Linked DNA regions of Homo sapiens: regions 2 and 3 are each linked to region 1. The links are chromatin loops, found by intact Hi-C in ENCODE. Cell type or tissue: MCF 10A. All regions are shown on one strand. Each heading gives the region's core, and the rest is flanking DNA. Links, peaks and the distances in the headings are about the cores only. Region 1 overlaps MCTP1 (multiple C2 and transmembrane domain containing 1). Region 2 overlaps MCTP1 (multiple C2 and transmembrane domain containing 1). Region 3 overlaps MCTP1 (multiple C2 and transmembrane domain containing 1).

Evidence for each region. A loop is a pair of places that touch in the nucleus more often than their neighbours do. Peaks named below come from ENCODE experiments on the same cell type or tissue, not always from the same donor. Only the 100,000 strongest peaks of a DNase experiment are listed, where the experiment ranks them.
Region 2: it touches region 1 in a loop (7-fold over the local background); 10 of 110 quality-filtered maps call a loop at or near these places.
Region 3: a loop joins it to region 1, with 5 times the contacts of the local background. A loop is called at or near these places in 4 of 110 quality-filtered maps.

The regions. Positions count from the first base shown.
Region 1 is chr5:95,078,568-95,085,062 of GRCh38, reverse strand. All of the region lies in intron 1 of MCTP1 (multiple C2 and transmembrane domain containing 1), which reads left to right. Among named protein-coding and RNA genes, the nearest start is that of MCTP1-AS1, 100 kb to the right of the region's middle. In MCF 10A, for the core only: no CTCF peak of the experiment used is centred there; DNase peaks (open chromatin) are centred at 3,402 and 4,832.
Region 2 is chr5:94,964,739-94,973,201 of GRCh38, reverse strand. The region is part of intron 2 of MCTP1 (multiple C2 and transmembrane domain containing 1); the gene reads left to right. Among named protein-coding and RNA genes, the nearest start is that of MCTP1-AS1, 9.7 kb to the left of the region's middle. In MCF 10A, for the core only: CTCF peaks have their summits at 3,850 (motif pointing left) and 4,527 (motif pointing left); a DNase peak (open chromatin) is centred at 4,481.
Region 3 is chr5:94,980,100-94,988,562 of GRCh38, reverse strand. All of the region lies in intron 2 of MCTP1 (multiple C2 and transmembrane domain containing 1), which reads left to right. MCTP1-AS1 (MCTP1 antisense RNA 1) reads right to left here. Exons shown (of 2, transcript NR_189169.1): 2 at 7,670-7,739. Among named protein-coding and RNA genes, the nearest start is that of MCTP1-AS1, 5.6 kb to the right of the region's middle. In MCF 10A, for the core only: no CTCF peak of the experiment used is centred there; a DNase peak (open chromatin) is centred at 4,512.

The DNA.
Region 1 (6,495 bases), core at 1,468-6,467:
CAGAGTAGGAGGTTTAAGTTACTAGGATCAGTGGGCTTAGAGAATAAAATAGAGCCAAACAGACATCAGTTTGTCAACACTGTATAAATTCAGATCCTCATTAGTCATACTAAAAGTCAAACAGCCCTTACTCTTGCTTCAGACTCTAAGCACCTTCAGCTGTGTCATTTTTAAAAAGGGGTTGAAACTGTGGAAATCTAAGGGAATACAAAAGCAGGAGATGTGATGAGCATACCTAAGATAATGTGAAGATTTTGAAGACTAGAGCAAGCCAAAAAAAGCAACAAAAGGTTTAGATTTTGAGTTAATTAGGAAAGCAATTGTTATGCCCAATTCAGAAGCCTGAAATGTTTCAATGAGATGTTAATAAACAAGTTTGTTTACTCTGATCCAAGACTAAATTAATGTAAAGCATATTATTATAAACATTGGACTGTTGATATATTTGCAGTTGAATAAATCCAAGCTGTATTTTATAAAGCCAATAAAATTGCTTGCAGGAGGCCAAGAGGAAAAAAAAAAAAAACACCCAAAGACCTTGGCCAGTTTTAGAAGGTACATTGGAGATTCTAATGCAGCTTCCTCTCTCTGTCTCTCTCTGCCCTTTCTTTTTCTCTTTTCTGTCTTTGGCATTCACTTTAACCAGACTGAAAAACTGGAGTATTCATTAAAAAATTGGGGCTGGTAAAGAATGGAGAGTGGGACAGAAAAGAGCATCATCATTTCCATTACATTGTTTTAAAAAATAATAAAGGAGAGTAGTCCACTTAGAGTGAGTACAATGTACCAAAATATGGAAATAAAAAATATTAAAATTTTTTTTAAATGTAACATGTTCTTTTCAAATTACCTAAAGAATACATTAATTCATTTTTATTTTACAAGATTTATGCAGGAGGTAATAAACTGAGCAAAACATTGATCTCTCTTTGTCCCCCATCACTTCCTTCAGATCCCTTTCCCAGACCTAACCACGTGTCCACAGTTGGTGTGCAGTTTTCTGGGCCCTTTTCTGTGAATATGCATATAAAAAATGTATATACTCATAACTGGGATAATATATTTTTCTGCAATATGTTATTTCTGCTTAACATCTTTTAGGGAGCTATGCATCTCAGTGCATCTAGATAACCTGATTCTTTAAAAGAAAATAACTAGGTAGTATTCCTTAGTATGATTAACCCATTATTTATTTAACGCTTCCACCGTTTATGGTTCCTTACATGGTTTCCTGTTTTGACTACTGTAATTCTCCAGTGAACATTCCAGTATATTCATCATTGCAGTAGAGGGCAAATGTGACTTAATGCATAACAGTATCTGGTAATTACAGTAGTATTATCAGGAATCTGCCTTTCACGTATTTGGCTTTGTTTTTCTCTTCATCAGCCTCATTTTTAGGCAACCTCTTTTAGACAAGTTTTAGACCACCACTTTTAGACAATGTGGTAGCAGATACAACAACCAACAGTTCTACTCTTAACATTCTACAAACTTAACCTCTTTCTCAATGTTAGCAAAAGTGGAGAGGTTGGCATGCTTACTAGACCAGCGTGGGTCACATGCCCATCCTTGACCCCTGCGTTGTAGCTCTGTGCATAGTATGCATTGATTTTATGTTTTTGTAAATAGGAGATAAATAGACATCCTAATAGTGTCCAAATTTACATCACTGGGATTAAAGTGTTCTAAGTATTTGCTAGAGTAATGAAATAAGTATGTTGTTTCATAGCATTGCATATGAGAATGAAACATGTTATACATGGAAGATCATTAATATTCTAAAAAGTGGACAATTTCTCAATTCAAGAAAGTGTTGCCCAGTGTATTTGCTGGAAATTCAGTGATATGAGAAACACATTTCTTAATTTTATATTATTTGCCAAACCATAACAAAAAAATCCATATTTTATTCATTTATTAAATAATTTTTTGATTAAATTCTGCTATGTATTGATGACCATGTCAATAGCCTCCTGAAAGAAAATTCCTGCCCTCGGGTTTCTTACATTCTTGTTAGAGACCACAGACTATAAATAGGTAAACAAATGAATAAAGAAGAACATTTCAAACTGTGATGTACTATAAAGGAAATAAAAAAGATCATCCGATAGAAAGTAATTGGAGAAGGTTACTTCAGGGGAGGTAGTCAGGGAAGACCTTCCTAAATGTTCTGAAAAGAGAATATTTGAACCACCACCTGAAGACTGAAAATGAGCCTTGAACCCTAGGCCTATGCTATTCAATATGGTAGCCACTAGCCATGTGTGGCTATTGAACACTTGCATATAGCTAGCTCAAGTGGAAATGTCACACAAGTGCAAAACATACACTAGATCTCCAACACTAGTACCAAAATGATAAAATATTTAATAATTTTATTATGATTACATATTGAAATGATGATGTTTTAGACATACTAGGGTAACCATTACTAAAATTAATGTTTCTTTACTTTTTTAATGTGACTACTAAAATATTTTAAATTACATATATGCTTCACCTTATATGTCTATTTAACAGCCCTGTTCTAGTTAGTTTCAGCCTACTTACTGTTATTAACATGGGCTTTTTCAGCTTTTTTTCCTTGATGAGGCTGATGGCAAGTGAATTTATGTAGTAGACTTTTCTCCAAGCATCTATGTCTATATTTATTGACTGAGGTATCTAAATATAATAATTCAATATTTGATCAAGCTTAATACAGCTCAGTGTTAAGGGATAACATGTGGTGGAGAAAGCATGTAAAATTGCCACATTTACTAGAGGAGTTGTATCATTAGTCATGTTCCTTTAGAAGGGCTCACAGAACAGATAAAAGGGGACCCTGAGTTGGTGAGGTAGGCAGAGCTAGAAGCACAAGGTAATGACAGCGTAGGAAAGGATTTCTGTGGGAAACAGCAACAGCAAAGCACGAAGATCTATTTCCATTCTCTACTTAGTGAAGGAGATTCTATTGTGTTGTAAAGCATGCCACTTCTTGCATGTTAAAATGGAATTTTTTTCTACACATTGTTTTTATACCGATGGGAATGTTAGTGACTTTAGTGTTCCTTTTTTTTTTAGATGTCTTTCTGGGAGATGTTGGCAAGTTCTCACATCCTTAATAACATTAAATTAATTCACTGCAGAGAACAAGCAGAATAGTTTTCTTTGTGCAGTGTTGTTATTCTCATTTCCTGTTGTGGCTTTTGCCATGAGGAAGAGGTTGACTACTAACACTGCATGTTTGATTTAGCAGGTGAAGTTTTTAGTATTTAATGTGAGTATTTTAGAACCCCAGATATGATGTTTGTTATGTAATCTGTACTAACAGTTTTGCAATGGGAAACTCTTCCCTTACTGGTTTGAGAGTTGAGTCATATCCTGTGAATCTAAAGCTACGTTATTTAAACATCACGGGTTCTTCTTACTTTCATTCCAAGTCGCTGCTGTGCAGAGCAGCAAGTGCTCCGTGCAGGGCTGTTGCTATCACTTGGAGGTGAACAGCCTCTTTTGCCGGTATTCAGTGAAGAAAGCAAGTCTAAATATGCAGTTCTCTCACTGGAGTGAAAGATGTTTTGTTCATTTCTAATCAACTATGCTAGACAGCTGCAAGCTGAAAAGTGCCTGCAATTTGCCATTTATTTGTAATAAGGTAAGTAACATTTTGGTTTACTCACTGGATTGTGGTAGCCTTAAATTAATGTGGCAGTTTAGGTATATGATTGTTCCTTAGAAAAATGCCTTCTCACGGGGTATTGAAGGTTGCATTTGAGATTCTAATACAGATAATTTTTAATTTACAGTATAACCTACTTGTGAGATACATAGTGTAATACATTGATATTCCTTTTATGATCATTTTTTATGAAAAATATAGTGCCTGAGAAATGGAAACATTGTGGTAGCTTTATATTGGTTTGTTTTTTTTGTTTTGTTTTGTTTTCTTGAAGGATTTAGTAGTTACCAGGTTCTTAGTTTCTTATATTTCTTTTGCTACCCTCTGATCTCAGTTAAAGGTGAAACATATATCAGATTTATATGATTATCTTTGAATAATTATAGCTCAATCATTATATTTTTCAATTGAAATAAAAAGTAGTCTTAGTAATTATTAGAAAATTTAAAGTGGAAAATTAGTGAAAGCCTCTGGACCTTTCATATTTGGCTTTCTATTTAAGTGAAAGACTAGCATACTTAGAAACTTCTGATTATTCTGTTTGTTTTAAAATTGTATGAGTTTGTTTATCACTGCCTACTTTCTCACTTGCTGTTGGAGGCAGTCATACAAATTGCATGGCTAGAGAAACCTGTGGATAGAGAATGAATGAGAGGTTTATTTTTCAAATTCTTTAAGCTTGCTTAAAGCTAATTCAAAGGTTGGGTGACACAGGAATGTTGTCTTGGCTTCATATTGGTTGAAGCAATAACATCAAATCAGTGTTTAAAGTGGTATTGGGTATCCACAGAACTTTGCATACTCATATTTAAGGCCTTTAAATTCCTTTCAGCTAGAAAAGGTTAATTTGATTTCGAGAGCTATAACTGAATTAGTAAGATATTAACGACTTGAGGTTTTCAAAAATGTGTCTGCTAACGGTTGGCATTATGAATACTTTCGTACTTCTTAATTGACTTACTATCATGCTTGGAGATTGTTTCATTATTTCAACTTCCAAACATATTTGAAGGCAGTATTTTAAATTGGAGAATACTGTATTCCAAATTGGAGAATACTGCTTCCTTTGCAGGTTTTTTGGTCTAGTTTGATGGAGCATGGATTTGTGGAATGATTATCAAAATGTAACATCTGACTTTTGCAATTTCTTAGCCATTGCCACAGCACAAATGTCCAAATCCTTACTCTGGGAAGTGAGCCATAAAAGTACACATGCCTAAAGGACAGGGGTAGATTTTGTATCTTTCAAAATTGGAGGTGGTGTGGTAGATTGTTTTGATACACTGTATTTGTTGAAAGTGGTTAGCAAAAAGAGATTCCTCCAAAGCTTATCTTTGAAAAAGAGAAAAGAAAAATGTAAACAACCAATGAACTTCCAACCCTTTCTGTTAGAATTGATCTGCTATTTTATATTTATATAACTGTACTCTTTTTTAGGCTATGAGAAGAGAAAAAAGATGACTTTTCACAATTAGAGGAGTTAATGACTTATGTCCTACTATACCAGTGAACATGATAGATTTGAAAACAAAACTTCGCTTTAAAACCTCTTAACTCTTAAGATTTAGAAGACAATTAATTAAAAGTTTTCTTGTGCTGGTGATATTAATAAAAGTTATTCCTTCTAAAAATTCAAAACATGATCACCATTTATTTTAATAAAAAATATAAAATATTTTTTATTAAATATGAAAAGTGTATGCTATCTTCATATCCTGTGCTGCAATGTATAGTTTCAAGAGATAAGTGGAATTTATCATCATGCTATCTTATGAATAAATCCTAGCTCTGCTTTGTAATAAAGTTCATGTTTGCTTTGATTCCAAGAACTATACAAATCAGCTATATGACCATTAAGAGATGAAGGTAAACAGATGGAATTAATAGGCATATATCTTTTAAAATTTTTGCTAAATATAAATGCAGTGAGATAGCATGTGGTCTATGTGACAAAACCCTGGGCTATAGGAGTGCAGTGGGAAGAATCAACACTTCTTTGTAATATCAGAGAAAACCTCTAGTTTTGGAGGTGACAATGAAGCCCTTGTCTTCTTTTGATTTTGTTTTTCTATCTACAGAGTTTGGAAACACTGTAATGCTAGATGACAGTCCCATACTTCCCATAGGTGCTTAGTATATGTTAGTGATCCTGTGAACATTAAGGTAGATGAAGCATTTTGAACTCACCAGGAGAGTCTGTTGTTATAAGTGCTGAGATTTGTAATGCTTATCCCCCCTGAGATAAACCCAAGTAGGAAAGCTATGGAGATGGTTTGTTGGGTTTTAATTCCATCTTAATTTAGTTGAGATACTCAAATTAGTCATTTAGTCTCCCTTTGCTTGAGTCATTTCACTAGTGGGATAGGATTAGTAGTATTTATTCGCGGCAATTTACAGCATACTGAAATATAACAAATCAAGTTCCAAATCTCACTCTACAGGGATTTCTCTCCAAGATGAAAATAATAATAATGCCTAGCATTTAAATCAGACTGTATAATAACTATTTATGAACTATCTGTTTTTCTTACAGCAACTTTATTAGGTATGGGTTCTATTATTATTATTATTATTTCCTTTTTATGATGGAGACACTGAAGTACAAGGAAATTAAATGAGTTATTCCTGACATCACACAATTAGTAGTAGAATGACCAGAATTGAACCTAGGTAGGCTGCAGAACCAAGATGCTTAATTACATTCTGTGCCACCTTCTGTTAGAATCCTTTGGTCTTAGTAATTTGAAATGACTGCTATAAAGTACTACAGAGAGGAAAATACGTCTTTTTAATGTTACTACATTTAATCATTTTAATGACTGCAACATTCTTAT
Region 2 (8,463 bases), core at 1,816-6,815, 110 kb after region 1:
TAGAGCTGCCACTGCTTACAAGTTAGGTAACCAGGTCAAGCAGCCTAATCTTTCTGAACCAGTTTACTCATCTGTAAAATACTGAGAATACTAATTTATTCATTTGCTTGACAAACATTTATTAGATGCCTCCTTTGTGCTAGTTTAACCCAACTCACAGGGCTAGAGTTATAACTAAATAAAATATTGTATTAAAAGCACAAGGCACACAGTAGATACTCAAGAAAGTTAGTTCTCTCCCTCCTCAACCCAGTGGTTTTTTTTTTGTTCATTTAGTGGACTTTGCCTTTCAGTTCTGTAAATGAGAAACCCCCTTGCCTAAGAATGGCCAGGCTATGGGAAAAGCTGGTTCATCCCCCATAGTCTTATTAAACTGAATTGAATGGGACTCACACAAAATTGATTGGCTCTGTGAAGTCATATGAATCATTCTAATTAAGAAACATGCTTTTCTAGAAGGAAAATCTATTTGAAAAGTTGTTTCTTAATTAGAATGATTTAGGATGCAAACTAAGCTTCTGGTAACAAGAGACCCAACTTTTCTGATAATTTTTAAAATTATATTTTCTTCCACATGAACCCCAGAAAGATCTAGAGCTGATGATATGGTTCTGCTCTCATCACTGTGTGGTTTCCATCTCTTGTCTAAAGCAACTGCTCCATTTTCACCATAAGACCCAGAAGTTGCATAGGTCACTTATTCTCACATCCTACCAGGAAGGACATGGGTACATGGCCACACCTGTTGCTTGGAGAATAAGATATTCTCTGAAGGGAGGACCAGGCATTCCGCTAAAACTCACAGAGACTCTATTCAGTGATAGTGAAGGGAAAGGGGGAAAATGGCTGTTAAGGGTTCAACCTGCCACAGAAGACAAATTAGGATCCATAGTCTCCATGGTAAGAGTGTAAGATGATAAAAATTTACTCCTGTTTGTGCAAAATCTCCTGAACAAGGAGAAGCTTTGAATACTGATGCTGAGCCAGAGTTCTGGGGCCTGGGTTCCCCACAGCAGTGCTTGTGGGTGCAGAATATGGACTGAAATGTAGTCCAAGAGGAATAAAATGGCCTGATTTGTATATGATGGAGAGAATTCCATTAGGACTTAGAGGATGGGTTTGAAGGAAGGCAGAGAGACCACGCAGAAGGCTCTAAATAATCTAGATAAGGAATGATGGGGCAATGGTGGCAGAGATCATTTCAAGAGATGTTTTACCAATTGAACAAAGATCTTAAGAACAGATGTCAGGTGGGCTAGGCTGAACTGGTGGGCTAGGTTTGTTGCAAATGGAAATTTAATAATTAGAATCCACAGGACTTAGGAATTTGTTAGAGTAGAATGAACTGTGATTATAAATGGACCTCAAAATATTTAATGGCTCAAATGTAATAGAAGTTTATTTTTAACCTACATAAGAGTCCAAGGCAGGTGCTTCTGATTGGCAGATGGCTCTCTGTGTGGTGATTTTGGAACTCAAGTCTCCTTCGACCTCACATCACTTTTAACTTGTTTTATTTTAAGAACTACATTTTGTTCCTTGGCATATTTAGCAATGGAAATAATACCATTATTGAATTTATAACAACTCTGAATTGAAAGGTATAAAGCAAAAGAAGTGCATATATAGAATAAACAGATTATAGAAGCATCCACTAGTGGGAAATGTCTGTCTGATTATTGACCTTTAGCAATAATTAGTTTGGGAATTCAGAAATTAAAACACTTCTACTCAAGTTTCACTAGTTTTCTACATATTTAACTTTATCTTGCTAGAACCTTGATGATAATTTCCTAGACACACTTAACAAATGATGCTCTGCCCCATTTTTTTTTAAATTGCATTCATTGTTTACCTAAAAGGGATAAAAATTTAATAAATTTTAGAAATAATTCCTTTAAGTATATTAATGAAACAGGTTTTGGTGTTCTACGTGGTAATTTTTAGTTTCCTAGAAAATTCATTTATGTGGAATGGCTTATTCTCTGTCAAAGACATGCAAGAGAGGTCTTATCAGAGACCCTCAGAGAAATTTGGGAAATCCCCTCATTTTAAGGATACAAAACTGTATACAACAGAGCCTAAGTGACTTTTCTAAGATCATAGTTCTTGTAGACATGTAGACAATAGACACAACTAACTCTTTGGCTATAGGAGTACTGGGACTGCAGAATCCAAATAAGAAGAAAATCCCAGAATCATTGCAATTAATAATACCCAGTGTGACCCACAGATGAAAAGGGCTGAAAACGAAGAAAAGCCCGTTGAAATTGATGAATTTTTAAAAGTTATTGGTGACACTCAAGGAAACAATTTCAGAAAAGTATTGGGATAGCCAAGAAAAAAAAAAAGGATTGAAGAGGCGTAATACTTTAGGGTCTATTTTTTAAAATATTCTGATTTTTTAAATAGGAAAGTTAAAGTTCTTTTAAAAAACGTTTAATTTTTTAGATGTGATTTTTTGTTAGGATGGCTATATAAACATGGTAGCATATTTCAGCAGAATTCTCAGGAAAAATAGTTTCCTTTCGGTAAAAAAAATTAATAGTACTATATATTGTATCTACTGAGTCACTGAGTCAATTACCAGTCATAGAGCGAATTCCTGGAGGAGACAGGAGTAAGGCCCTTTGGAAAAAATGACATCTAGGATAGTTGTTGTAGTTGCTCAATGTCACCAAGTAATATACAACTTACATTCAAAATTAAAGCAATCCATATTTTCGTTTACCTAAACTTCCAGAAGTTATCAGAAAATTGCATTTAGATACCACCTGCTGTTTATGTCAGATATGAAAGGGAATTTGAATAAGTTATATGAATAAGTATATCCCAAATACATCCATACATATATATCCCAAATTTGAATAAGTTGTATGAATAAGTATATCCCAAATACATCCATACATATGTATCCCAAATTATTCATGTTATATTTGGGATACAACATGAATAATTTCGTCTTGCATGTCTTCAACTCTGCATTTAGGAGAGAAAACTAAGCCTAAAGGTTACCTGAACTGCCTTCTACTACTCTTCAGGAAATAAATATACCTAGTGCCATCCTATGCTACACTTTACCATACTATTATTTTAAATTAATCTATGTGCTATATCATGGTAACTTACCAGAAATTTTAAATTCATTGGAATATTCATGTTCATTATGGAAAAAATGTTGGTTTACTTTTATTTTATTATATGAAGCCACCTGTGATTATAAACCTCTTGCATTTAAATTTTAATATATTTAGTTATTTAGCATTATGAAATATTTCCATCCTAGGGCATAACAAGTCTCCAGCAAAAAATGAGGGAATAGAATAGCTTATGGAAATTATTTTAACACATCCATAAGGTACCCTTTTTGAAGATTTTTAAATCACTGATGTTTTGAATGTCACTATTTTTACAACCTCTCAAATGTGAAGGACCTTATTCTACAAGGATACCCTCTGTTACAATTGGACAGCAAAGGTAGCTAGCTTTAAATATTTGTAGGAAGATCAGTTATCTTCAGAAAGATCCAGCTTAAATTTTAACTGTCCCCACAATATATGTGTTCACTGCTTTTTTTCTTTTGTCTTTTTTCTTATTCCTCCTCCTCCTTCTTCTTGTGACACTGAGTTGCAATTTGGCATTGTTTTCGATGAAGACTTAGCATTATTGAGTAGTTGTAGATTTCCCAAAACGTGAGTAGCTGTTTCTGTTTCATTAAGTGCTAGGTTTGGAATGAGACTGATTTAAACTTGTTAACCAGGAGGCTTATTTATTCTGAGAATGAAAAGCAAGAGTATCATTAATAGACAGCTATTTACATTTTAAATATCTTTAATACTAGTTTAAGGGAAGATAGGCTGCCATCTTGTGTATGCTGTGTTTATTGCTACATAAAAATGGACACATTCAGACCACGTTTAGTTGTGTTGTCTTAAATAACATAAAAGGCTTTAAATATTACACAGAATGTTGAAGTGCCCATCAGTATCCTGCCTTGTAAAAAATAAATAAATATAGCATTAAGAACATGTACTCCTTTGCTACATGAGTAAACATTATAGAAACCGTCCAATTCCTCTTTTTAAAGGAATTTTATTCCAGCATTTAGAAAAAATTGATATTTCCTAGGTCTAGGATAGTCTAGAACTTTTAGACCATGGAATTTATAATTACAAAATAATGTTTTTATAAACAAATTCTAAAGTTAAGGCTACCTGACAAAATGAATATGTGAAAGGTTGTTCTTGAATATGACATTAATAACAAAATCTGAATTTTACTGTAGGGCGAATACTTTCTAGATTCATCTTTCGTACTTTTTGACTTGTTTTCAATTCATTTATCGTCATAAAAAGTATGTCAATGAAAGTAATGGTCCAGATAATAACAACAAAGCATATGCTGCCAGAAAATGCCTGGGAACTTCAAAGTGTGCCCTGCAAGGCGCTCTAACCTTTGGTTTCAATAGCAGAACCACAGGCCTCTCTTTAATTTGATAAGTACTATTGCCATCTTGTGGTTTTATGCAATATTGCAACAAAACAGCACTGGCATATGAAGCTATTGATTTTTTTGAGTCTTTCGAACCAACAAACTAAATCCTTTTTGTATAGTATGTTTATTGAAGATTAACCACATACCACATATTAGTGACTTGGATTTCCTGGGAGTTCTATTACAATAAAATTATTTAAATCCACTGTAAAGTCAATAATAATATAATCTTGAAAACGTGTAATTTCCCTATAATGAAATATAAGGAAGTAACATTTCCCAAAGAGAGATCCAAGGATTGTTGGTCCTAAAAGATGCACTCAAGAAAAGTAGGCCTCATAGTCAAAAAAACTTAGTAAGTGATGCCTGTCAAGCCTCCTTCTTGGAAAGTCATAGTGAACGTTCAATTATTTAAAGGCTACAGAAAAGGAATCTATTTAATTTTCTTCTAAACCAGTATTTTCCAAATATACTTGACCATATAACTCCTTTAAAAAATAAATAATAGCTATTAATGTCATCAGATAATATCTTGCTAAAATATACTTGGTAAAAACACTTTCAAACATAGATTAGTGCATTAGTTAAAAATCTTTCACTGAACCTAAATTAAAAGAACAATGTCTCCAGTTACCCATGTTGGAATCACAACAAGCTGAGGGTCTTGAAATATTAAGGACTCTCAATCACTAAAAGTCCCCTAAGTTAAGAATTTGAAAATGATTAGAAATTTCTTTTTAATACTTGGCTATTAAAATTATGAAATTTTAATAACAGTACCTAAAAGCCACTAAGTGATGGTTGGAAAGAGAAATGTAGCAAATTTTATCCTATGAAGTCAAAACAAAGCAGAGAAAATTAGATGACGAACTACCAAGAGTTGTTCGCCTGGATCTGTTTTTCCTGTGCTAATGAAATTTGCTGACATATTTACCACTTTTAAACCAGGTCACCCTGTGACCAAGACCACACGTTTATAAAATATTGCGCCATCATAATACGTTTTTGGAGATCCTAACAAGCAGCCTCTGTCTCTCTCTGACACCAGTCTCGAACATCTCTGTGTCTATTGCAGACTGAAAAATCTGTCCTTGAATTTTAACTTAACTCTTCAATCTACTCTTGTTAGCTGACATTTTACTTCTTCAAGCCATTGGATATTTACAGTGTCATCAGGGATATGACACCCAGCATGAGAAGTGTTGTGTTTGGAGACAGCCTAGTGTAGCAGTTAAGTTCAGGTTCCAGCAGCCTAGTTGTATGACTTTGGGGAATTTACTCCCTTATTTCATGCTGCAGTTTCTTCAGCTGTGAACTCAAGATAACAATAGAACTCATCACATTGGCTTGTTACGTGGTGTGTGATAGCTGATATAATAAGTGTTCAATAAATGTTAGCTATAGTGATCTAAGTTCCCTTTTATAATGGAAGTGGTACCATTAAGACCCAGCAGACCACCCAGCAGGATTCTAGGAACCATCTCTACCCAACCTTCAGGGGATTTTGACACTTAACCTACACAGTGGTTGAGAAAAAATGTTTCTGGGAGGGAGCAAGAAGCAAAATGCTTCTCAAAAAGATTAACATCTGAGTGTATAGGCCTCTGTGCTAAATTACTAAAAGTTGTATCAGTATTTTTACATAATAGCCAAACTAAATGAAGTTGACATTGTGTACTACCAATAACTGCAGAGAAACCCAATAAGGCCAGATTTTGTGCGAGTGCGTTTTTTGTAAAATGATCATTCCTAGTTTTGAGGGGAACAAAGAAATAGATCATTGTAACAACACTTTGAAATGGGAGAAGGCTTTGTGATCATGTGCAAGAAAAAGCACTAGCTGAACTAGCCCTCAGATTTGAGATTGAGTTTGGGCCCTGCCACATCCTTGGTTTTGTTGTTTTTTTTTTTTCGAGACAGAGTCTCGCTTTGTCGCCCAGGCTGGAGCGCAGTGGCACAGTCTCGGCTCACTGCAACCTCCGTCTCCCAGGTTCACGCCATTCTCCTGCCTCAGCCTCCTGAGTAGCTGGGACTACAGGTGCCCGCCACCACGCCTTGTTAATTTTTTGTATTTTTAGTAGAGACGGGGTTTCACCGTGTTAGCCAGGATGGTCTTGATCTCCTGACCTTGTGATTCCCCTGCCTCGGCTTCCCAAAGTGTTGGGATTACAGACGTGAGCCACCGCGTCCGGCCAGCCACATCCTTATTAACTGTATGACTTGGAGCAAGTTATTAACCCTTCTTGGTTTTCTCATCTATAAAATGGAGGCAATAGTAGACTCACTGAGATAGTGGTGATTAAACAAAAGTATGAGAGCTTTATAGACCAGAATAAATACTTGTCAATAGTGGTATTATACGTAGTATTGCAACAATTGCTTAATACTTTCACACAGTAGTTATATGCCACTGTTTTAGAGTTAAAGAAAAATATGGGTGTCTGGGATTCCTAAACTGTTGAATAGAAGAAACATTGGGCTTGGAGTCTGAAAGTCTAAATATGCCCTCCATTCCTGTCACTTATTAGCTTAATTGTTACGATATTTTGGGCAAGTAACATAAAATTCCAGATTGTTCCTCACCTGCAATGTAGATTGATATTAATAATATATGCTTTTTCCAACTCAAAGTCAGTTTGAGGATTGTTTAATCTGTTTGTGCTGGTATAAAAAAATACTTGGGACTGAGTAATCTATAAATACACAGTTATAGATTTCTCATAGTTCTGGAAGCTGGAAGTCCAAGCACCGGCCGGTTTGGTGTCCAGTAAGGGCCTGGTCTCTGCTTCAAAGATATTGCCTTGTTGCTGGGTCCTCTGGAAAGGAAAAAACATTGTGTCCTCACGTGGCAGAAGAGACAGAAGGGGAAAACATCCCCTCAAATCCTTTTATAAGGTATTATTCTATTCGTGATAGAGTCCTCATGGCCTAATCACTTCCGAATCACTGCCTCTTAATACTGTTACATTGAGGATTAGTTTCAACATGAATTTTGGAAGGGAAATAAATGTGCACGAATTTATCAAATAGCAAGAATGTATTTGATAGTACTCTGTACACAGATTCACTTATTCATTTACTTATTTAACAAATACCTGTTGAGACTAAGAAGAGTAACATCAGCAAGATGGCAGAATAGGAGATTACACCCCTTGTCCAGTCACAGAAAGACTGATAAAAAAAACCATCCACACACACAAAAATACTTCCCTGAGCTCTGGATTCCAGGTGAAAGGTTACACCACACTAGTGGAGTACAGAATGGGAAAAGGCACAGTAAAGGGCTGGAAGGGCAGTTTCACTCTACCTGAATCATTTTCCAAACCAGAATGGTGTGAGGACTAGAGAGATCTCCTCTGTTCAGAGCTCTCCTGTAAGGAAAAGAGAGTGAAGTGGATATCTGACTTCCCCACAGACCTAGGCTCCAGGCCCACTCTAGCACCAGCTGGTTCCAGCAGAAAGAGAAAAAAATGGCATCCAAGAATACTTTACCCAGAAAGTCTTTCCTTCAGAAATGAAGGAGAGATATAGACTTTCTCAGACAAACAGAAGCTGAGCAAGTTCATCGCCTAAACCTCGATTATAAGAAATGATTCAGAGAGTTATTCAAGCAGAAATGAAAGGATGCTTCTTAGCCAAACATGAGAGCATAAAACTCATTAGTAAAGATAAGAATATAGTCAAATCCAGAATTTGACCAATAGTTATTATTCTAATACTATAATGGTGGTGCATAATCATTTTTAAATTTATTATGAAAGTTCAAAGACAAAATTATTAAAAATAACTATAGCAAAGGATTTACAAAACAACTAAAAAACAGTTAATAAAAGAGCAATAATAAGGTCTTACCTATCAATAATTACCTTTAATGTAAATGGATTAAATTATCCAATCAAAAGACAGAGTGACTGAATGGATTAAAAGAGAAAGACTCAACTATATACCACCTACAAGAGACTTACTTCA
Region 3 (8,463 bases), core at 1,632-6,631, 97 kb after region 1:
CGAAAACCTACTTCCAAAAATCATTTTTATAGCATCCAATGAACAGAATGCTGAAGAACACTTTCATTTCACTGAAACATTAGCATTTGAAAAATATATTCATTAATTCCTGAGGTAGCAGTCTTTGAATACAATAGGATCAACTGTCACATTTCTAAATGGAAATGGAGATATTAGGGAAGATTGAAATGACTCAGAAAAAATACACTGCTATTCTGTGAAGCTTTGTAAATCAGCTCAGAAAAAAAAAAGCCTAAATATCTGTTAACGTAAAGGTATTCTTTAAAGACATCTCTCTTCCTAAAGAATAAATATTAATATAAACCCTAAGTGCTTTTAGTATAGTATTCATGAAGAGTAAATATGCTTTAGCTTGGAAAAGACTGCTTTAATCAATTTATAGTGAAACAATGTTAAAGTAAGTAAATAGAAATATAGAAATAAAGACATATCACTAGCCTTGGAAGACATCATTGCTGAAATTTGAATGTGATCATTCTGCTTCCATAGAACCTATTCGTAATGCATGGAGTGACTGTGGCAAGAGGATCCATTTATATGATGGTCACAGAGAAAAAATAAGTTTATTTCAGCTTTCTAATTTTCATACACTTTGATGATGAGATGTAATTACATGTGAAAGTCCAAGGCAAACAGAATAAGCGCACAAACTCTTTGTGTAAAACCACACTGAACATTAAAAAGCTCTCCAAATGATAATTTATTTAGAGGATTCACTTATCAAGTTTTCATCAAATCATGCATTTTACTTATTAAAAGTAGTACACTGCCCACACTGCCCCCTAAAAAAGTGATGAAGTGAAGATATTATTTTCTATGTACATACATTACATTGTGTGTTCAGGTCATGCCAGTGGTGCTGGTGACTATCTTGAGGAAGCCTCAAGGTGAAGCCTACATTACTCCATCCTTAATGGTCCTCTTTTGTACTCTTTTACCCATGAAGTATTTTTTCTTGTGCCAACTGAAGCTGTCTTTTACTTTTGATTTGTACTCCCTTTTAAAACTCCGTAAATATTGACTTTCCCAGAGTTGATATTCAACAGAGGTCATGAAAACTCTGCAGAACATCTGGAATGTAAGAAGGAACACAGAAAGGCATAAAAAGTAAAAATGTTAGATAATCAATTCCACGAGCATTTGCTTAGCATCTAGTCTCTGTGACATCCAGCACATTGGTGATTCTAGGAAGCACCCTGCACACCTGGAGCTCTGTACCACAGTACCCTGCAAAGCCCCATGCTTATAATAATATAGGTGGCAATCATGTTAATTATTATAGCTATCAAATATAGTATAAAATTATTATGAAGACTTACTGAGTTAAGACATGCAAAGTGGTAAGAACAATGCCTAGCCTATAGTAAGCATGCAACACAGTTAGCCTTTCCCATCTGCAATTCTATAGCCGAGGATTCAACCAACTGGGGGTTGAAAATATTTGAAAAAAAGGTAAATAACAATACAATAAAAAAATGCAAATAAAAAACACAATGTAACAAATATTCACATAGCCTTTACATTGTATTTGGCATTGTAAGTAATCTAGAGATGATTTGAAGTATACAGAGGATGCATGTAGGTTGTATGCAAATACTACACCATTTTATATTAGGGGCTTGAGCATCCAAGCATGTGCATGTGGATCCTGAAACCAGTCCCTTGAGGATACCAAGGGAGGACTGGACATGTTAACCATTTTAATAAAAATAACAAACACAAATGGACCTAGGCCCGACGCGGTGGCTCACACCTGTAATCCCAGCACTTTGGGAGGCCGAGGCGGTTGGATCACTTGAGATCAGGAGTTCAAGACCAGCCTGGCCAACATGAGGAAATCCAATCTCTACTAAAAAATACAAAAATTAGCCAGGCATGGTGGCACATGCCTGTCGTCCCAGCTACTCGGGTGGCTGAGGCAGTAGAATCACTTGAACTCAGGAGGCAGAGGTTGTGGTGAGCCAAGATTGTGCCACTGCACTCCAGCCTGGGTGACAGAGTGAGACTCTGTCTCAAAGCAAAAAACACAAAAACAAATGGACCTAAGCACAGGGATAGGGTGTTTTGAAGTTTGAACTACTGGTTGTTTGGGAATCAAAGTCCTTGTAGTACATTCTTAGTAAAACAGATTATGAAAAGAGGACTGAAATTTAGCAGAGGTCCAGGATTACACAAACCAGTGGGTATACATTGCTTTGACATACAGAAGACAGGAGAGAAATAATTAGCCAAAGATTTAAGAAATAAAGATCAGAATATCCTTCCAGTTGTATGAGGAAAAAAAGAAACACGTAATAACAATGATAGTTACCTCCTGCATTTATTTATTTATTTACTTTTGCAGCCATTTTCATGATTTTTATTAGAGGTTGACAGACCTTCACAATACAATTAGGAATAACTTGGGAAACAATGCTTTTCAAATGCTTTTAGTAGCAAAGCATTTTTTGGACAAATGGATGATTGCCCTCCCTTAGAGCTTTAGTATTTTCATATTTTTCTACTTTATTACATCTATGTCCATATGTCAATCACAAACAACTATAATGGAGAAAACAGGCATGCATTCCCACTTACATAATTTTAAAAGTAAGAAAAGCTCACTTTAAAAGAAATAAAACTTTTCTACCAACCATAAGTGAACCAAAACAATCAACTCGATGTCAGATTATACAGACAAGCCATTTATACCATCTTTATCCATTCCTTCCATGGCTGTTTAATAATTAAACAGTGTAATAGACACACACTGTGAGCTCTGCAGAATGGCAGCAACTATGTTTTTCACTTAGTCTCTATATGTTTTGAATCTCCTGCATTTCTGTTGCATTTTTACTTTTCAGACTTTTAAAATTTTACTCTAGCCAAAAGGCCTGGTGTATAAAAGCCAGGCCCACTTCACATATTTTAAGAGTTATGAAGTAACTTTGTCATAATCACAAATTGTTGAAAAATTAGAGAGTAGGACTTGGGTTTGGAATCTGTTTTTTAAGTGAAGATCTTCAGAACTGGCAGTATTCATAGATCTGTGATAATTTAATGGTGGCAGTGTTGTTACCAGTTCTTTCGACAAGGCCTTTGATCGCTATACTGCACTTCCATATAGACATTGTAGGTGTAAAAATTTAAACAGAAGAGAAAATAAAAAATAGATCTTATTTCAAGCAAAATGAAAATTTAAATAACGAATGACTGGGGCTTCAAATCATTTGTCCCAATTAAGGTAGCATTTGTATTCAATTATTAACAACACTGAGTGATTTTAATGTAACATATTAACAATTAAATTATCTTACTGGCCTGTCTCCAAAGAAAGTACTTGGGGGCATTTATCACTCATGAAGTTTTCTGGTGCCTGTTATCACAGGTTCTCACCATTTCTGAAGATGATGGCTTTTGTAAAATCACCATGGTCAAAATCTTTTCTCGAGTACTTGCTCCCTGATGCTGGAAGGACTTGGAGATTTATAAGTAGGGAATAATGCTACCACTGAGATATTTTAATTAGTTTTATCACACATTTGCATACATTTTTGTATAGTACTTAAAATGCCTTGGATATTTTATTTACATCAGAACTCATATTAAATTGGATGTAAAAGGACATTGATGTGTGATTTAATCATCTTCTATAAAGTTTATTAGCAAGTGCTCTCTTTTTGAGTAAAGAAAATGTCAAATATTTTATACTTAATATTCATATTATTTTGTTGAATACTTATCGAATGTGTTCTTAGGTGATTTACCTTTATATTAAATATAAAGTGTATTCATACTTGAAGTTTTGCATATCATGACAATGTATTTGTACTTAAGGCTATAACCTTATGAGAGAAGAAAAGCCATCTATCAGCTTTAAAAGATGATTATTTTCTAAGGTCATGTGTCCATTGTTTTACTTTTTTGTCATCCATGCTTAAAAGAAGGTATTTGTAGTTTAAATTGTAGATTTCAACTCACCACCTACATTCCTCCTTTTTATGTTATTATTATAACATCAAATTTCATCAGTCTGGCGTTCAAGACTCTCTGTTAACTGAGTTCATATGCGCTATTGAATAGTTTTATCTCTCATTAATCCCTAAATCAAATTTTCCGCTTCAGCCAGTGTGGTTTTCATAGATTTCCTAAACGTATACCATGTTCATTTGTTCCTGCAAACAGAAGCTGATTCAGTTCTTTACCTTAAATACTCCTTTGTTTTCTTTGCCAACTCAAATTCCTAGCCAAGAGCCTTTCACTGAGGAGTGTGTTCTTGATAATGGCTATATTTTTAAAAATGTCTTAACAAGCAAAAATTAGTCCAGAGCATTTAAGGTAGTGAGGGATGGTTAATAGAGAAGAATGGGAGACAGATGGGAGAGTAATAAGTCTGGAAACTTATGGAGGATACTGACATCTGATTCAAATATTTAGAAGATTGCTTCATAGAAGAGGAATTACTCATTTTTGCTCTAGATCTAGAGTCTAAAAATAGATTTAGGACTAATCTGGGGGAGTGCTGATGAAGCAGATATTTGACTCACTTCCATGGAATAAAGTCATAACAATTTGAGCAATTCAATATTCATAATGCAGTACAAAATGTCCTGAGCACTGCTGGATTGTTAGAGACTGCCAGTTGTCCAAAAATATCCATTTGCCCCTTCTTCCATCATAGAGCTCTCATGTTTTAGATGGCCACAAGGTTGCTCAGCTTCGGCTGACATTTATCAGCCATCCTTGCAAGGGCTATAGGTCGGAAGGCATAAATTGAAAAGCATGTAATTGTTCTATTGCATTGGGATACCCAGCCATGTATGGTTTTGCAAAAAAGAAATGAATTACTTTCTAGTTGAAACCAATAGATAGATAGATAGATAGATAGATAGATTGACAGACAGACAGACAGACAGACAGATAAAGATAGGATCTCAGTGTGTCACCCAGGCTGGTTGTGAACTTCTAAGCTCAAGAGATCATCTTGCCTTGGCCTCCCAAAGTGTTAGGATTACAGGCATGAGCCACCATGCCTGACCAAGCCACTATATTTTTTGGATCTCTTTGTTATGGCAGCTTAGGCCTCTAGCCAATACACTGATACCATTTATAAGAAAGAAAACTTAGTTACACCTAATAAAAGACTTTCAGCTACTTTTTTATTCCTCTAACTACACCATAAATATAGTCTTCAAGGTAAGTTATTAGTTTTCTATTGCTTTGTAACTAATTTCCGCAAGCTTAAAACAACAACCATTTAATAGCTCACAGTTTAGGTAGGTGAGAAATCTGTGCATGGTATAGTTAGGTTCTCTGCTTAAGTATTACAAGACCAAAATTAAGGTGTCAGCTAGGCTGAGCTCTCACCTGGAGCTCAGAGTACCTGTCCAAGCACATTCCTGGTATTGGCAGAATTCAATTTCTCGTGGCTATTAGTCTGTTTTCTTGCTGTCTGCCAGCCAGGAGTTGCTTTCACCTTCTAGGGGACAGTCCAAGGTACTTTACATGTGTCCCCCTTCATTTTCAAGACAGCAGTAGCATGTTAAATCCCCCTTATTCTTCAAATCTGATTTTTGTTTATGCTATCAAGTAGAGAAAACTCTCTGCTCTTAAAGAAAATGGGATAAAATTAGGTCCACCCTGACCATCTTTTTTTTTTTTTTTTTTTTTTTTTTTTTGATGAAGTGTGCTCTGTCCCCCAGGTAGAGTACAGTGGCACGATCTTGGCTCACTGCAGCCTCTTCCTCCCAGGTTCATGCAATTCTCCCACCTCAGCCTCCTGAGTAGCTGGGACTACAGGCATGCACCACCATGCCCAGTTAATTTTTGTATTTTTAGTAAATACAGAGTTTTGCCCTGTTGGCCAGGCTGGTCTTGAACTCCTGACTTCAGGTGATCTGCCCATCTTGGCCTCCCAAAGTGCTGGGATTACAGGTGCGTGACCATCTTTCTTTTGATGAACTCAAAGTCAACTTATTAGTAACCTTAATTACATCAGCAAAATCCCTTTTGCCATATAAGTAACATAATCATAGACATGAATGAAATTTCATCATATTCAGTCAGTATAAGAAATCTTGGGGGTACATTTTAGAATTCTGCCTACCACAGCAGGAAAGACATTTACCACCAGCTTGAAATGATGGCTATCTCATTATGTGCTCGATACACCATAAGTGTGTCATTGCCTTAAATATATTTTAGTGCTGAATGTTGCCAAATTTCATTTGTTGTTATTGTATCAGTACCAAGATAAACAAGATAACATTGACATTGACAGGAGTCGGAATAGATTCTGGAAATATTTTATATTTGATTATATTGTATATAACTTAAAATCTAAATTTTAAAGGATATAGTGTAGACATAAAGATAAGAAATGTAAAAATCCATACTCATTTTGTATGTATCATTAACCTTTAGGTTAAATTTGTCAAAATATTTCAGGCCAGCTAGTCTTAAAACTTAGTAATTACTTTGAGTAACTTAAGAAAACAATGTACTTGCCCTTTTATGATTGGCCCTTTAAGTACATTCTGTTTTTCTGTTATAGGTATATTCCCTGATCAAAGAACGATAACTTGACATCAGACAAGGCAACCTTAAAACATTTTTTCCTGATTATTCATTTGCTCTCTTATTTTAATTTACTTGAAGAAAAACCCCAAACCCTTTCTAAGGGCCTACAGAGCCCCACATGATCTGTTGCCCCACTCAGCTCTGATTTCATCTCCTTTCATTCACTTTCTAGGCCACTAGCTCCAGCAATGTTAGAATTCTTCAGGGCCTCTGCACTTGCTGCTTTCTCTGCCTGGAAACCTCCTTCATTGTTTCAAGTCCCTTTTCAAATGTGTCCTTATAGGTGAGGCTTTCTCTCCACACCTCATCCAAAATAGCAAACCCTCTGACCACCACGCCTTTACCCAACTCTCTGTTGTTCCATGCTCTGATCACCACACAGCACACTGTATGCTCATATATTGGCTCACTGCCTGTCTTCCTCCACTAGAATGGAGGGAGACTCCTTGAGAGTAGAGATGTTGTTTTATGCACTGCCGAATCCACAGCACCTAACACATGTTGACATCCAGTAAATATTGTTGAATGTGTGAGTGTATTTCAGGAAAGGAAAATCATACTAGCAGGAGAATTTATTCACTCTGAGAGCTAGCACAAATCTTGTAATATGCAAGAGCCCTGTCTTCCTTAACAAAGTAATAGGATGTTAATGGCATTGGAAAAGTAGCAAGTTTAACAGAAAAGACAGAAGGCATAAAAAGAGTGTGTCCCTTGGGAAGTGTATAACTTAGATTGGTTCTACATCTTTTATTAAACTTACCAGTGGAAACCTCGGACTTTTCCCACACCCTGCCAGAGAGTTGAAGGGAATACTGTGTTGAAGATAAGAACAGGGACCCACACCACCTACCACTATACTATATCTGCCGTCTTTGTCTCTATCAGTGACGCCATGCTTTAGCAGGATAATTGCAAGTTTTGAAGTCACTTGTCACATTAAACACTTATTAACTGTTTTTAGCATAAGGGGTGAAGGTTTTTTTTTCATTGTTCCTCAAGTATTTTAGTTACATGGTAGGTGTTAACATTTTGCTTTGCTTATCTTTTTTACTTATAAAACTTATATAACCATTGACTATATGGAATAATATGATAATTGAAGAAAAGCCTTTAATTAATAATCAAGGAGATGGTGGCAACTGTAATCATTTCCTTTAAACCTGTATTTTAAAACGAAAAAAACTTTTAGTTGCTCATCTGTGGAAGCATACCCTTTAAAACTTCTCTCATTGAAGAACATGGATAAGAAGATCAGCTTATTGTATCTTTTTTTTAATGACCTCAAATATAGAATCGTGCCAGTGACAATGTCTTTAGGACTACACATGCTTGGAAAGGGTGTCTATGAAATAAGGACTAGCCATTTCCTTAAAGCTCTAAAGATTCAGATGAGGAAGATTAGCTCTTTAAACATACATTTTATGACATACCTGTCCAAAATCAAAATATACTATATCACATAACATATGTTTTCAACAAATATTGAATTTCAAAAGGAAATTCAATATTTCATTGAATTCCAGTGCTGTGCTGGAAGCATTCAAGCTGCCTCTACATTCCGTCTATATGATCATGTGTCATATGTTACTGGGTTTGTAACTAGAATTTTTGTATTAATGAAAGACTGGACGAAGTCTCTTCCAATGCTAAGACTTTTTGTTTCTATAAGATTATTCATTCATCACTTAGTTGTGACGGGAAGGCATTGGAAAGTGGGAAGATGAATCATTTGCATAATATGACTTTGTTTTGCTTTGCTGCTGTTGTTAAAGTAGGGGGAAAACAATTAAAAGATTATAAATGATTTATCTAAAATATATCTGGGAGTACTGTTTTAAATGTCACTAAATTCCAACAAAATGGTAAGGGTAATTTTATTAAAAG